Linked DNA regions of Homo sapiens: regions 2, 3 and 4 are each linked to region 1. A link is a contact called in ENCODE Hi-C or POLR2A ChIA-PET data. All regions are on one chromosome and are shown on one strand. Each heading gives the region's core, a stretch centred on a gene start or an enhancer-like site at or near the end of the contact. The rest is flanking DNA. Distances are from core to core; before and after follow the strand shown. Region 1 holds the start of ASB6 (ankyrin repeat and SOCS box containing 6). Region 2 overlaps NCS1 (neuronal calcium sensor 1). Region 3 holds the start of ZDHHC12-DT (ZDHHC12 divergent transcript). Region 4 overlaps MIGA2 (mitoguardin 2).

The links. A loop is a pair of places that touch in the nucleus more often than their neighbours do. ChIA-PET counts read pairs that join two places held with the same protein, here RNA polymerase II (POLR2A). Pooled maps may share reads with other maps.
Region 2: a map with no recorded cell type shows a loop between it and region 1 (11-fold over the local background). The contact joins the enhancer-like site here to the promoter of ASB6 in region 1. A Hi-C loop is called at or near these places in 7 of 37 single-sample maps with no recorded cell type and 7 of 50 pooled maps.
Region 3: a loop to region 1 is called in a pooled map, with 12 times the contacts of the local background. The contact joins the promoter of ZDHHC12-DT here to the promoter of ASB6 in region 1. A Hi-C loop is called at or near these places in 5 of 50 pooled maps.
Region 4: a pooled map shows a loop between it and region 1 (3-fold over the local background). The contact joins the enhancer-like site here to the promoter of ASB6 in region 1. A Hi-C loop is called at or near these places in 1 of 50 pooled maps. POLR2A ChIA-PET finds 5 or more read pairs at or near these places in 2 of 52 experiments (H1 and endothelial cell of umbilical vein).

What each region holds. Positions count from the first base shown.
Region 1 is chr9:129,640,736-129,643,915 of GRCh38, forward strand. ASB6 (ankyrin repeat and SOCS box containing 6) reads right to left here and starts at 1,416. Exons shown (of 6, transcript NM_017873.4): 1 at 1,152-1,416. The coding sequence starts at 1,264. RefSeq lists an enhancer at 1-476 and a silencer at 1,183-1,782.
Region 2 is chr9:130,234,602-130,237,842 of GRCh38, forward strand. NCS1 (neuronal calcium sensor 1) reads left to right here. Exons shown (of 8, transcript NM_014286.4): 8 at 1-2,702. Among named protein-coding and RNA genes, the nearest start is that of MIR12126, 5.2 kb to the right of the region's middle. RefSeq lists an enhancer at 2,351-2,910. Within about 2 kb of position 1,695, at least 10 of the 41 ENCODE cell types and tissues checked have a DNase peak (open chromatin) inside an H3K27ac peak, as active enhancers do.
Region 3 is chr9:128,722,686-128,725,954 of GRCh38, forward strand. It overlaps ZDHHC12-DT (ZDHHC12 divergent transcript), which reads left to right and starts at 1,777. Exons shown (of 2, transcript NR_046240.1): 1 at 1,777-1,950. ZDHHC12 (zDHHC palmitoyltransferase 12) reads right to left here and starts at 1,442. Exons shown (of 5, transcript NM_032799.5): 1 at 1,309-1,442. The coding sequence starts at 1,408. RefSeq lists a silencer at 1,331-1,810.
Region 4 is chr9:129,068,326-129,071,488 of GRCh38, forward strand. MIGA2 (mitoguardin 2) reads left to right here. Exons shown (of 16, transcript NM_001329990.2): 13 at 1-7; 14 at 751-804; 15 at 1,524-1,640; 16 at 1,922-3,163. The coding sequence ends at 2,128. Among named protein-coding and RNA genes, the nearest start is that of DOLPP1, 11 kb to the right of the region's middle. RefSeq lists enhancers at 1,432-1,571, 2,519-3,163. Within about 2 kb of position 1,251, at least 18 of the 41 ENCODE cell types and tissues checked have a DNase peak (open chromatin) inside an H3K27ac peak, as active enhancers do.

The DNA.
Region 1 (3,180 bases), core at 166-2,665:
GAGGCTGAGGGTAGGCACAGCTGTGGGACCGGGTGACCGCGCAGCCTGTGGGTTGGTGGGCTTTAGTCCTGCTATCATCATCAGCAAGCAGGGCCCTGGCTCTGTGGGTCACAGGGGCTTGGGGGAAGCTCTGAAGTAGAGAGAGGGCCACGCTGCATCTCTTAATACGGGAGCAGACTGGGATTTGCGGAGAATGGGCTGGGTCTGTCTGCGCTCTCCTCCCGCGTTGCCCAGAGTCCGGTCGCAGACTTAGGTACAAAGCCTCACACACCTGGGCTGCTGGGACTGAAGGGACCACCAGCCTGGAGGCCAAGAGCCCAAGCCCGACTTTGATGCTTCTTCCTCAGAAAGCCCTTCCATCCTCAAACCCGCAGGACCCCAGCCCCGGCAACACCTGCAGCCAGGACAGCAACACAGCCTCCTCCCTCCCCTCACATTGAGACCTTCAGCTGATATTGATGAAGAAAGCCTACGTTTCCACCAGAGTCCCTGGATGGCGAGACTCATCATTACCACGTGTTGGAAATACCAACTGACAACCCCCTCAACACCTGAGCCGAGCCCCTTCCTTCTGCTCTCCCCTCCCTTCCACCTCGCGTGCCGCCGTACAATTACTTGTCAGTCTCTCCTCTGGAGCACATGCGCCAAGAAGGCGGGGGTTTTGCTGAGCCACTGATGGACCCCAGGTGCCTAGTACCATGGGCAGTGAATGCAGATTCGCTCCCGACCCCTTTCCTGCAGGTCCACGACAGACCAGCTCTTGTCTATAAAAACGCAAACTCTGCTACAAAAGCCCACCTTCACACTGCTCTGGGGTAACATCTGAGGCCTCACGGATTCCACCCTGCTCCTCTGCCACGCCGGGGGGTGGCACAGGACAGGCAGGCGACAGGGTGGGGCTGAGGCGCAGGCCCTGCGACAACCCGCGGGCCTCCGCCCTCGGGCCCTCCCCGCCCTTCGTCTCCGCCATGCAAGGGGCAGGAGTGGGATCCGCGCGGGGCAGCGCGCACTCCGAGCCACGCAACCCCGGCTTCCGCCCGTCCCTTCCTCTGTCAAGGGGGACGCATCCACCCCGCCCGGCTTGTGGTGATAAAGTGGGACGCTGCGGGGTCGGAGCGGCCTCGGCCAGCTCACGGGAGGGGGTGAGTTACCGGTCCAGAGACTCCTGCCGCTCGGGGTCCTGGATCCCCAGGGAGCCCAGAATCGCATCCACCAGCGGCTGGTACTCGAAGATGATCCTCCGGAAGCCGTGCAGGAACGGCATCGCCGCGGGCCCCGCGCAGCAGGGCCGTCGCGCTTTCTGCCGAGGCCGAGATGCCCAGACGCCGACCGGAACGCTCCGGCGGCCGCGGACCCCACCTGCTCCGCCAGTCCAGCCCCTGCGCCCGGCCGGGTCCGCTCCTCAGTCCAAGCCGCGCCCCCGCCGGAAGTGACCCTCGTACTTCCTGCCCGCGCCGACTCAGGGTGGGCCATATGGCGACAGCGCCCCCTGCGGGCTCGGAGGACCTCGGCGCGTCCTGGGGCACGACCGCCAGGCCGACTCGGGCGATGTCCAGTGGGCGGCCCCAGCGGAGTGGGAGAGTGGAGGATCGAGCCAAGCCAGATCCGAGACTCAGGCGGGTCCGCCCCTTCCTGCCAGGGCCCGGCCCGGCTCGGCTTCGCCCTGCGATCCCGCCCGCGACCGCTGGGCGCCGTCCGAGTTCCGCCGGTCGTGCTCTCGGCCCTGCCGCTGCCCCACTGGCCCTGGGCGCCCCTGAGAGCTGTGGTCATCAGACACTGCCCCTTCCGGTTCGGGCTGGCCCTCGCCTTCCCTGAAGAGGGGCTGGGCCACCTCTGTCACCACCCGGCCCGCTGACTGGAATGATGAGGACCAGGGTACTCGCACGTCCCCTCCTCAGTTTCTTATTCTCTGTCCCGGGGAGCACCTGGCCAGGACGGCTGCTAGCCCTCTCCACCTCTGCCTTGATGGACTCAGTGAATCTTGTTTTTTGTTGTTGTTGTTTTTGTTTTTTTGGGGGACGTAGTCTCGCTCTGTTGCCCAGGCTGGAGTGCAATGGCACGATCTCGGCTCACTGCAACCTCCGCCTCCCGGGTTCAAGCGATTCTCCTGCCTCAGCCTCCCGAGTAGCTGGGATTACAGGCGCTGGCCACCACGCCCAGCTTATTCTTGTATTTTTAGTAGAGACAGGGTTTCACCATATTGGCCAGGCTGGTCTCGAACTCCTGACCTCGTGATCCTCCCACCTCGGCCTCCCAAAGTGCTGGGATTACAGGCATGAGCCACGGTGCCCAGCCCGAATCTTGTGTATTTTTTAGAGACAGGGTCTCACTCTGTCTCCCAGGCTGGAGTGTAGTGTAGTGATCATGACTCACTGCAGCTTTGAACCCCTGGGCTCAGGTGATCCTCCCGCCTCAGCCTCCCGAGAAGCTGGGAACACAGGAGTGTGCTACCGCCTGTCTCTGAACTTGGATTTCCTCATCTGTAAAATGGGTAGAATCCCCAGCACTTTGAGAGGCCGAGGCAGGTGGATCACCTGAGGTCAGAAGTTCGAAGCTGCAGACCGGCCTGGCCAATATGATGAAACCCTGTCTCTACTAAAAATACAAAAATTACCCGGGCGTGGTGGCAGGCGCCTGTAATCCCAGCTACTTGGGAGGCTGAGGCAGGAGAATTGCTTGAACCCGGGAGGCGGAGGTTGCAGTGAGTGGAGATCGCACCATCACACTCCAGCCTGGGCAATAAGAACGAAACTCTGTCTCAAAAAGAAAAAAAAAAAGTATAATCACACTCACCTGAGATGCTGGAGCCAGCGCACTGTAATTGTTGGTGGAAGTGGAATTCAGTGGGAAGGAGCCAAAACCCTCTGGTTCAGGAAGAAGGGGCGGAGTGGGCAGCCGGGTTTAAGCCCCTTTAGGGCAACACCAGCTTGGGCTTCCTAGAAGCAGCTCCAGGCCGCAGAGTCCACAGCTGCCAGCACGTTTCTGCCTTGGTTCTCGCTGTAGGAAAGAAATTTCTCCCTGGGTGAAATCGGGAAATTCTGCTCACATGGAAATGGACATTTCCAGCTTGCCTTGGAAAAACCACTTTTCTGGAGTCGAGGCACCTCCCCTTGGGCCATGCATTTGAGCCTCCTCTCCCACCTGGAGTCTGCGTGGGGGGGCCTTGATGCCTTCTTGCTT
Region 2 (3,241 bases), core at 445-2,944, 590 kb after region 1:
CTGTGGCTGGTGATGCTGTGGTTAAGTTTGCTTGACCCCAGCAGCCCGAGGGACTGTCTGAGTCACAGCACAGCCCCTATTGCGTGGCTGCTGGTGTGTGGGGTCAGTTCCAGCAGATGAATGTGTCATGTGGCACACCTTGTCCCTTCCCGCAGCATTTCCTGGTTCCCCCCAGACCCTTGAGCGCTCTTTGGGACCCAGAAGGAGTCCTTGCACAGGGAAGGCTTGAGGTGAGAAGCCGCTTCCCAGACTGTCAGGGCCAGGCCTGGGTCTAGAATTCTTGCTGCTGCTTTGCAGAGTCAACAGCCCATCAGCCCATGTTTTAGAGGGGACACTTTGGTCCTCGGTTCCCACCCTCAGCAAGCAGGCCTCCAGCCCGAGGAAGGCCTCTGCCGTAGTGACGTTGCCGTGTGGGGCTGCGTGGCTGTTCCCCTTGGCTGGAGCATTCAGCCAACCCCAGCGTCCCCCCTGAGGCGTTCATTGGCAGCCCCCTAGGACTGCACGCTGGCCCCACGGTAACCCCCCCTCCCCCACCAACATCCTGCAGGGATGGGGTCAGTGGTTCCACCTTCACAGGCCACTTTGAAGGGTGGATTCTTTGAGGCCCCTGCCAGTCGGCTCCCTGCTCAGCTGCTGGCCCGGGCGACCTGGGACTCAGCACCAACGGCTGAAGTTTCTCAGCTGGGCTCTGACCTGGGGTCTGGGGCAGGGAACGAACATGGTGGCTTTGGGCTGAGAGGATGAGGGAGGTCTTTCCCAGGTCAAATTACTTTCCTTTGGCCTCTGCCTGAGGCTCGATTTGCCTCTCTGGTCCAATGGGACTGACACTGTTGTACAACCTGACCTGTGGCTGAGGGTGTCTGGGCTTAAGCATGTGGACCCCTTCGGTGTGTCCGGCCTTCCTCCATCGTCCTGCCCTTTGGCCTTTTGGTTTGAAGCCACAGGTGTGGCTTCTGGCCTTAGCAGATGGTATGCTTGCGGACCGCAGCCCAGCATGCCGGTGGGCCCACAGCCCGAGCCAGCCCAGAGCTGCCGGAAGGGCCGCCCTTCCCGGCCCTGGCGGGGTGCTGGACACTGGCCATTTTCACTAGAGTTTGCCTGGCAGGGACCGATCTCTGCCCCCTCCTCTCCCCAGGCCTCTGGCTGCAGTGATGCCGCAGAATCCTGAGCCAGGTGCCTCCTGAGCAGCCCGTGCGCCTCTCCACAGCGGCGTTTGCCACCCAATGCGGCTCGCTTCAGATGCTCTGATGCAGAGGGCACGCCCATAGTCCCTCTGCAGAGCCTCGCACTGGGGCCAGGGCAGGCACCAGCCCCAGGCGGCCAGTCGGCCACGGCCTGTCCTCTTCCTCGTAGCGTCTGCTCCTCACTTTGTGTTGATGGTGACTTAGGAGAATGTTCCGATTTTCCATGATCTAAGCAGGCCACGTTTAAAATAACATCAAGGCAAGCGTACGTGTCACCCTCTGTACTGACATCTCTTCCCCTGAAATGCTTTTCAGTTTGACAGCCCGTTTCCTAGACAAGTGCACCTGGGGTTTCAGGAACTTTGTGTTTTTTCGGAGGGGGTTGGTGGGGAGGTCGGGATGCCTGGGATCCCTTCCTGGAGAGGCAGGCTGTCTCTGGAAAAAGCCTCCATTGCCCACCCGCCAGGCGGAAAGTCACCCTGTTCCCAGCGCGGTTTCAGCATTTAATTTTAAGGGAGCTAAGGAAGCGCGGCGCGCCCCCTGGTGGTGGTAAGCCGCCAACGCACCTGGGGGCTGCAACCCCACCGGACGGGTGGTCCGGAGGGAGGCTGGAGCGGGGAGGCGAGGAGGGGGCTGTGAGTCCTCAGAGGCCCTGGGCCACCACATTTCTGGCAGCGTTTCCCAGACACCCCTCTGCTAGGCCATCCCTGGATAGCAAGTGAATTAACTTAAGGGCACTGTGATGGGAAGCCTTGCCCCCCTCTTTTTTTTTTTTTTTTAATATCTGCGGAATAAACCCAATGGTTAATTTTTGAATGAATAAAAGGCTTTTGTTGAATAAACAGCTGGTCCCATCTTCTGTCTTGGCATCTTAGCATCCAGGCTCAGGCTCTGCCCCTTCTCCAGGATGGGGTAGCCCCGAGTCGCCCTCCCCAGTCTGCACATTCCCTGTTGTCCCTGTTCCTGCAGTGGCTCCCGGCCCCAGGGAGGCCCACCTCACTCCCAGCCTGACTCGGTGGCTGGCTTCCTTCAGGACTTTGCGCAAGTCAGTTCTGCTCATTGGGTCTCAATTTCCCCATCCCTTGGATGGGAGCAAGAGTCTCTGCTGGGCCTGCCTCGCAGGGGCCTGGTGAGACCCAAATGTGAGTGTCATCATCAAAGCCCCTCACAGAAGTGGAGGACGGTGCCCAAGAGTAGCGGTTTGGACTGCTGCTGCCTCCCACCCGGAGCCTGCCACTTGGGGGAGAAATTGGTATAATGCTTGCAAAAACAAACAAACAAAAGGCAATGTCTTCTGGTTGTGGTTATTTCCTTTCCTGCTTGCCTCCCCAGCCCCCTTTGAGTCTCTTTTTGGGGTGCCGTCCTGTCTGAACCTGCCGGTGTGTGTCTCTGGGGCCAGGGTCAGGGCGAGGCCCAGGGGTGGACAGGGGCCGTGTAGCATGCCCCAGCCTCCCCAAGCTCCTGCTGTATGTCGTCCATGTCACGCCAATTAAACACGCTTCCTGGACTTGTCCTCGCCTCCCTGTGTGGGCCTGTTGCTTTGTCTGTTTACATTCTTCTCCGTTTCGTTTTAGGTTTCTTCCCTTTGTGACACCCTTTCTCTGGCTTTGGGTGTTGTCTTCCCAGTTTCCTGAAGAGAAAGAATGTGTAGGCCGGGTGCAGTGGCTCATGCCTATAATCCCAGCACTTTGGGAGGCCGAGTTGGGCGGATCACCTGAGGTCTGGAGTTCGAGACCAGCCTGGCCAACATGGTGAAACCCCGTCTCTACTAAAATACAAAAATTAGCTGGGTGTGGTGGCAGGCGCCTGTAATCCCACCTACATGGGAGCCTGAGGCAGGAGAATCACTTGAACCCGGGAGGCGGCGATTGGAGTGAGCTGAGACCACACCATGGCACTCCAGCCTGGGTGACAAGAGCGAGACTCCATCTCAAAAAAAAAAAAAAAAAAAAGAGAGAGAAAGAATGTGCAAAGTGAGAACCTTGAGTATACTTTTAAACCAGAAAAATCTGCAGGAGTGTTTCTGCGAGGCCTAGAGTTGAGTGGTGTGAGGCCCC
Region 3 (3,269 bases), core at 527-3,026, 920 kb before region 1:
GATGTTGGTTCCATGAGTGGCTGTGTGTGGCCAGCAGTTCATCTGCACTTTTATCTGGAGGGTCAGAGGGAACCATGGAAGGTTATAGAGCCAGATCTGTTTTGGAAAACCTCATTGCTAAAGAAATGGATCAGGGGAAGCCTGGGGGCAGAGAATCTGGCCAGGAGGAAGAAGAGAGTCGCTACAAAGGCCTGGCAGGAAGTGAGGGAGGAAGGAATGGACAGGGGGCTGCTGGGTCAAGGGAGCCAGACCTGACTGGATGTGGGAGAGAGGGAAGAGGGGTCCAGCGTCTCTGGCTCTGCAATGGTGAGAGACTGGTTAGGTCTGAAATGCCTGAGAGAGATACAGTGGGAAGGGTGCAGCTGGCAGGCTCAGATGCTGCAGAGGGGCATACGGAAGGGTCCAGCAGGCTTCAGCCCAGGGAGGTGACAGGATTTTGGGGAGGTAGGGTGCAGGGCAAGGAGTGAGGGGGCATGAGACCACCAGACAGCAGAGTGTAGACAAATCCTGTGTCCCTTGGTTGTAAGGGGGAGCAGAGAAGAAAGGGTGGGTTTTGAGGGGGGTTTTCTGATACGGAGACCTGAGCAAGTTTTTAGGCTAAAGGGTGAAGGTGGTGGAGGAGGTCTGTCTTGGGAGGAAAGCCAGAAGGGGCCCCAGTCCAGAAACTGAGGCTGGACCGCCATGGAAGGAGGGCTGGGGTCTGCTGTGGGGGACAGTGGGGGAGGCTGCCTGTGGCAGGTGAGGCGCTGGGTAGGGGGCTACTAAGAGGAATGAGGGAAATGGAGGTGGGTGGGTGGGTGAATCTGTGGGAAGATGGGAGACAGGCCGCACCCCATGGAGTGTTCTCTGGCCTGAGGGTTTGCCTGGACTTGGGCAGCTAGTGGCCATGGGGGTGTGGGGGGTGTGGGTGTGGGCAGAATGCCAATCTTTGCATCTAGTTGAGCCTCCTAATCGTATGGATAGGAAGATTTGGGGTCAGTTCCTGGGAAGGATCATGTGGGTCCCAGGATCAGGGGACATGGGGCTCAAGTCGGTCCTTGGATCTGGTGGGCACCGGCTGGGTCCTGGGATGGACAGGGCATTTGGCAATGATCAGGAAGATGCTGGGATTAATTAGGGATCAACGGGGTATCAGACAGAGAGCAGGTGGCTCTTGGAATGATAGATGGGGAGAGGGCTTCAGGAGCTGGTGGAGATCGGGCCAATCCCAGGATCTCCAGGGATTAGGCGGGAGACCCAGTGTGACCAGAACGTCTGGGGAAGTACGCGGGATCGGGTGGGTCCGGGGTCGCTCGGGGTCCGGCTCACCGGTATCGTGCAGGAAGAGCACCAGCGTGATTCCCCAGGTCAGCACGGTGTGCCCGGTCCGCACCAGGACCCCAGGGCTGAGGAGCGCCCAGGGCGCCATCGCCTCGGCCCGGGGCCCCACCCGGAAGAAGCGCCCAGAGGGGCGGGCCCTCCGAGGGAGGGGAACGCCGCCGCCCGGGGACTGGTGGATCTAGGCGTTGGGCGGGGCCGGACTGGGTCAGGGAGGCTGCCTATTGGATGGCATCTGCGGCCGAATGGACCCTCAAGCCAACAGGTGCCTGAAGAGGCTGAGGGTGGGGCCGGCGCGCGCGCAGCTGGTAACTCCCTCAACTCCAGCCCCACCCGCCAGGTAACTTTTGAAAGCGCCGGAGCGCGCGCGCACCTCCCCCGCGCTCCGCTGTGCCCTCCCCCGCGTTCCCCTGTGCCCGCCCTCGCAGCCTCGCGCATGCGCGTAGCTCCCTGGGCGCTTCGAAGATCCAGCGGCTTGCTGTGAGTCCGGGAGGCAAAATTGTACCCATTTCAAAGATGTGATGACTAAAGTCTCGAGAGGGCCAAGGCTCGCCCAAGGTTGCTCTGTGGTGACAGCTTTACCTCCTTGCTATGTATTCTCAGATATTGCAAACGGACGAGAGAAAAGTGGAGGTACGTGGTGCACATTCTGACTATGGGTGATCCAACTTAGGCGGGAGTCAGAAATCCCAGCACTGCCCCTTCCTACCTGTGTGACCCTGGGCGAGTTACTGAGCCCCTCTGAGCTGTTTTCTGTCTCTATAAGGGGGATTACAATAGTGTCTTCCTCCTAAGGTGTTTGGGAGGATTAAATAATGGAAGCGCCTTGTCTAGCACGGGACTGTCTTGCCTCTCCTGCTGTGAGCCACCACCTACAGGCGGACTTTCCTCACCGGAGGCTGCAGGCTGTCCTCCTTCCCTGTGTCCCCAGGGCCTTCTCCACTCAGCCCCGCCTTTCCACAGCACCTCCCACTGATACCAGCATCCTCCTCCGCCTCCCTCTGATTGGCCCCATCCCAGCTCCTCCAGGATACTCCTCTGACATCTGTTGTTTTTCTCAGCTCAACATCCTTTTTTTGGTTGGGGAATCGACTTCCCATCCCATGTGATTGGAGGGACTGCCCCTCACCCCATAGGATGGCGAGCGGCAGGCTGTGGGCTTTCGACTCTGCAGAACCAATCACAGGCCTTCCATGAGATTACTGTCTAGATGCTGAGAGGAAGGAGCATTCTTTTGGATCTCAAGCCTAAGGAATGGGATATAAGGCAACTGGGAGCCGTCTTTACGCTGGGCGGAGAGGGCTTACCCTGTCTGTGGCTGGAGAAAATGAGACCAACTTATAAAGACACATAGAGATGGATAAGCAGCACTAAAGGAGGGAGCAAGAGATGGTCTGAACAACATTGTCTGAGCCCTCTAGATCCGGCTGTCCCTGAAGCTGATACTGACTCTGCATCCCCTGGTTGCAAGAGTCAATGAATGCCCACCTTTTTTTTTTTTTTTTTTTTGAGACAGAGCCTCACTCTGTTGCCTAGGCTGGAGTGCAGTGGCGCGATCTGGGCTCACTGCAACCTCCACCTCCCAAGTTCAAGTGATTCTCCTGCCTCAGCCTCCCAAGTAGCTGGGGTTACAGGCACATGCCACCACGCCCAGCTAATTTTTGTATTTTTAGTAGAGACAGGGTTTCACTATGTTGTCCAGGCTGGTCTCGAATTCCTGACTTCAAGTGATCTGCCTAACTCAGCCTCTCAAAGTGCTGGGATTACAGGTGTGAGCCACCATGCCTGGCCCCAATTCCCACCTTTGACTAGCCTGAGTAGATGTTTGAGTTGGGTGTCTGTCATTTGCAGCTAAGTCTTGACTACTGCACTGGGTGCAGGATCTGATGTGCTCAGTGGGGACATCCAGCACATTATCCACTCAGCACATAATTCTGAAGCTTCCGTGGGTT
Region 4 (3,163 bases), core at 1-2,500, 570 kb before region 1:
GGAGACGGTGGGTCACTGCCCTGCTCTCAGACCCACACTTGCTCACATCAGCCCGTGTGGTTGCCTGGCTCCGTCCCCTCTGTCCCTAGCACTGGCACCAGGGCTGGGCCCCCACCCCCTAGATCCGCGGCTGCCAGGCCTGGGAGACCAGAGTCTGCCCTGGAGAAGCCTCCAGGGTGCCCCGTTGCTGCCTGGTGCCCCAGTTTAGAACCAACATGGTGTGCGCTTTCTTCCTATTGTGTGGTTTTACTTTTGTGCTGGTATGAATTCGATTCCATTTTAATGCATCCTGTTAAATCAAGTTAAAAGAGGGGAAAGCAAAACCAAAAGGAAAAAAAGGCACAGAGTGAGAGACAACCCAGCACAGGACCCCCAGGAAGGCAAGCAGTAACGCTCCAGCAGCCGGGCTGTGCTGCCTGGGCCCAGGCTTCTGCGAGGTGGTTTACAGGCGGGAACCATTGCTCCCACAACCACCAAAGGAGGTGGGAGTGCTGTGTTGTGCCCCTTTACAGAAGAGGAGACCGAGGCTCAGAGAAGATCCAGCAGTAAGATTAGAGTCAAGATTCAAGTTTAGGTATGTCTGAGTCCAAAATCAGAGGAGGAAGCAGCAGAGCTTAGGCACCTGGCCCCATCTTCCTGCTTGGAGTGGGGTGAGCTGGGTTTAAGGGCTTGGTGCTGGGCTGGCAGAGGGCGAGGGGCTGTGGGCTAGGCCCATTTTGACACCCGGGGGACATCCTATTTTTGATGTAGGCCTTGGCCACTGCTTGCTGGTCGGTCCTGAAAGCCAAGAGGAGGCTGCTGATGGTGAGTGACTGGCAGGCCCGGGGGAGCACGAGCTGGGCTCTGAGGCAGCGTGGTGGGGAGCGGAGCGGGTGCAGGGTGGCTCGCTGGGCCACTTGGCCTTCACCGCTCACAGTCCTGGCCCCCTTGTTCCGCCGTTACCTCTCCCTGTGCCAGGAGCTCCCTGGAGGCTCGTGTAGACCCACTTCCTCTCCTCCCCAGGCCCAGCACAGAGCAGGCCACTGGGGAGGGGAACGGATACCCTAGGGTAGTGGCCACAGGGCTGGCAGCTGGCCTGGTGCAGGCGTCTCGGTGGGGGCAGGATACCCAGGAGCAAGCAGAGCCCTGTCCCTCCTGCCCTTTCCCCGCCCCAGTCAGGCCCCTGTAATCTCCGCTCCCAGGCAGCGACTGGCTGTGCTATCTGGCCTGTGGTTTGTCGTTCCCCTCTGCGGGCCAGGCTCTGTTGCCTAGCTGATACCAGCTGCCGTGGCCACGTGCTCCAGGCACTTCCCGCGGAGCCACTATGGCCCCACCTCTTGCAGTACTCACAGCGGCCCATGGTTACCCTGTCTGCAGAAGTTAAAATGGGCTTCGAAAGCTTGAGTCACTGCCCAGGGTCATCTAGCAGGAAAGTACATGAGCTGGGGCGACCTCTAAAGCCCAGCCCTTTATGCGACACCTGGGCCTGGTGCCCTCATCCTACCTGGGCCCCGCCTGGCCCCTCAGCCTTGTGCCCACCGCAGGTGCCTGATGGCTTCATCTCCCATTTCTACTCCGTATCGGAGCATGTGAGCCCTGTCCTAGCCTTCGGCTTCCTTGGACCCAAGCCTCAGCTTGCTGAAGTCTGTGCTTTCTTCAAGGTAAACAGAGAGCAGTTCTCGTTCTTTCCTGACCCTTGCCCTGAGCACAGGCGCCCTGGGAGGTGCCAGGAATGGGATGAGGGCCTGGGCCTGGGCCTGCTCCCAGAGAGAGGGCAGAGCCAGACCCACATGGGTCCAGAGGAAGCAGTGGGAGGGAGGAGCCTGGGGATGGAAAGGACCGGCTGGGGCTCTGGTGGTGGACAAGGGGACTTCAGGTAACCTGGGGGGCATCATGGTGGGCAGTGGCTGGGCCAGGCCTGACACCAGCCCTGCTCCCCCAGCACCAGATTGTGCAGTACCTGAGGGACATGTTCGACCTGGACAATGTGCGCTACACGTCACTGCCCGCGCTGGCAGACGACATCCTGCAGCTGTCCCGGCGCCGCAGCGAGATATTGCTGGGGTACCTGGGGGTGCCCGCGGCCAGCAGCGCAGGCGTGAATGGGGCGCTGCCCCGAGAGAATGGGCCCCTGGGGGAGCTGCAGTAGAGGCGGCACGGGCTGGGGGGTGGCAGAGAGAAGGCTCCTCCTCCCTTCCCTGGGTTGGTATCTGACAGCTGTGGTGGCTGAGGGCCGTTGCCCCTGACTTTGCCCCACCCCCATCATCTGGGAGTCCCCAAGGCCCAGAGGGGACATTTCCATGGAGAAGAACGGTTCCTGGGGGAAGCAGAGGCCAGGACCAGTGGGGCCTGTGGGAGAGAAAGGCTGTGAGAGAGGGGGTTGTTGTGGAGAATTGGGACAGGCAGAGCCAGGATGCCCCAGGTGGGGGACCCCAAAACCTCCCATCGCTCCAGGGCTGCTGACAAGGGTGCTGGGAGGGTGGAGGTGAAGGATGGGGCCTAGAGCCCTGTGGTGAAGGTCACAGTGTCCTGAGCTAGAAGCCACCTGTGGCTATATGGTCTCAGCATCCAGCTGGCCTGTCCTGATGCCCTCCCCACCTCAACCGCCTTCTCAGAGAGTTTGCAACTCCAGAGAAGGAGAGTGGGGCCACCTTAGTGGGCAGCAGGCCTGGGCCATCCAGAGATGGGGCAGAGGTGGGCCTCCCACTCCTGTGCTCTCTTCTGAGCAGGAACTGGGCCCTTGACAGTGTCCTTTGACATTCCCTCGCCCTACCAAAGATCGTCTTTTCTCCTCCCACCTCTGTCACCACCAAAGACGGGCGGAGGTGGGGCTGGGCCCTCCTGCCCCCGCCCATCCCCCTTCCATGAGCCCAGACCTCCCTGGGTGGTGCTAGGCTCTGAGCTGGGGGCTCAGACCAGGGATCGCTCAGGCCCCTGTCACCTGTGGGCCCGGGGACCACTTGGGGGAGGTCAGAGGATGTATGTGGCCGGACCAGCTTCCCCACCTTCATTAGGACAAGAAACTGCCCAGCACTTTGCCTTCAGTTCAACGCACAAACGCTCCTGGGGCCTCATGGGGGCAGAGCCTCCCCTGGGCCTGCAGAGAGTCCTGTTAGCAGCGACGTCCCCCCGCCGCGGGGTCCTGTCAGCCCGGCAGTGTCTTCTCAGTGTCTTCACCTGAGCG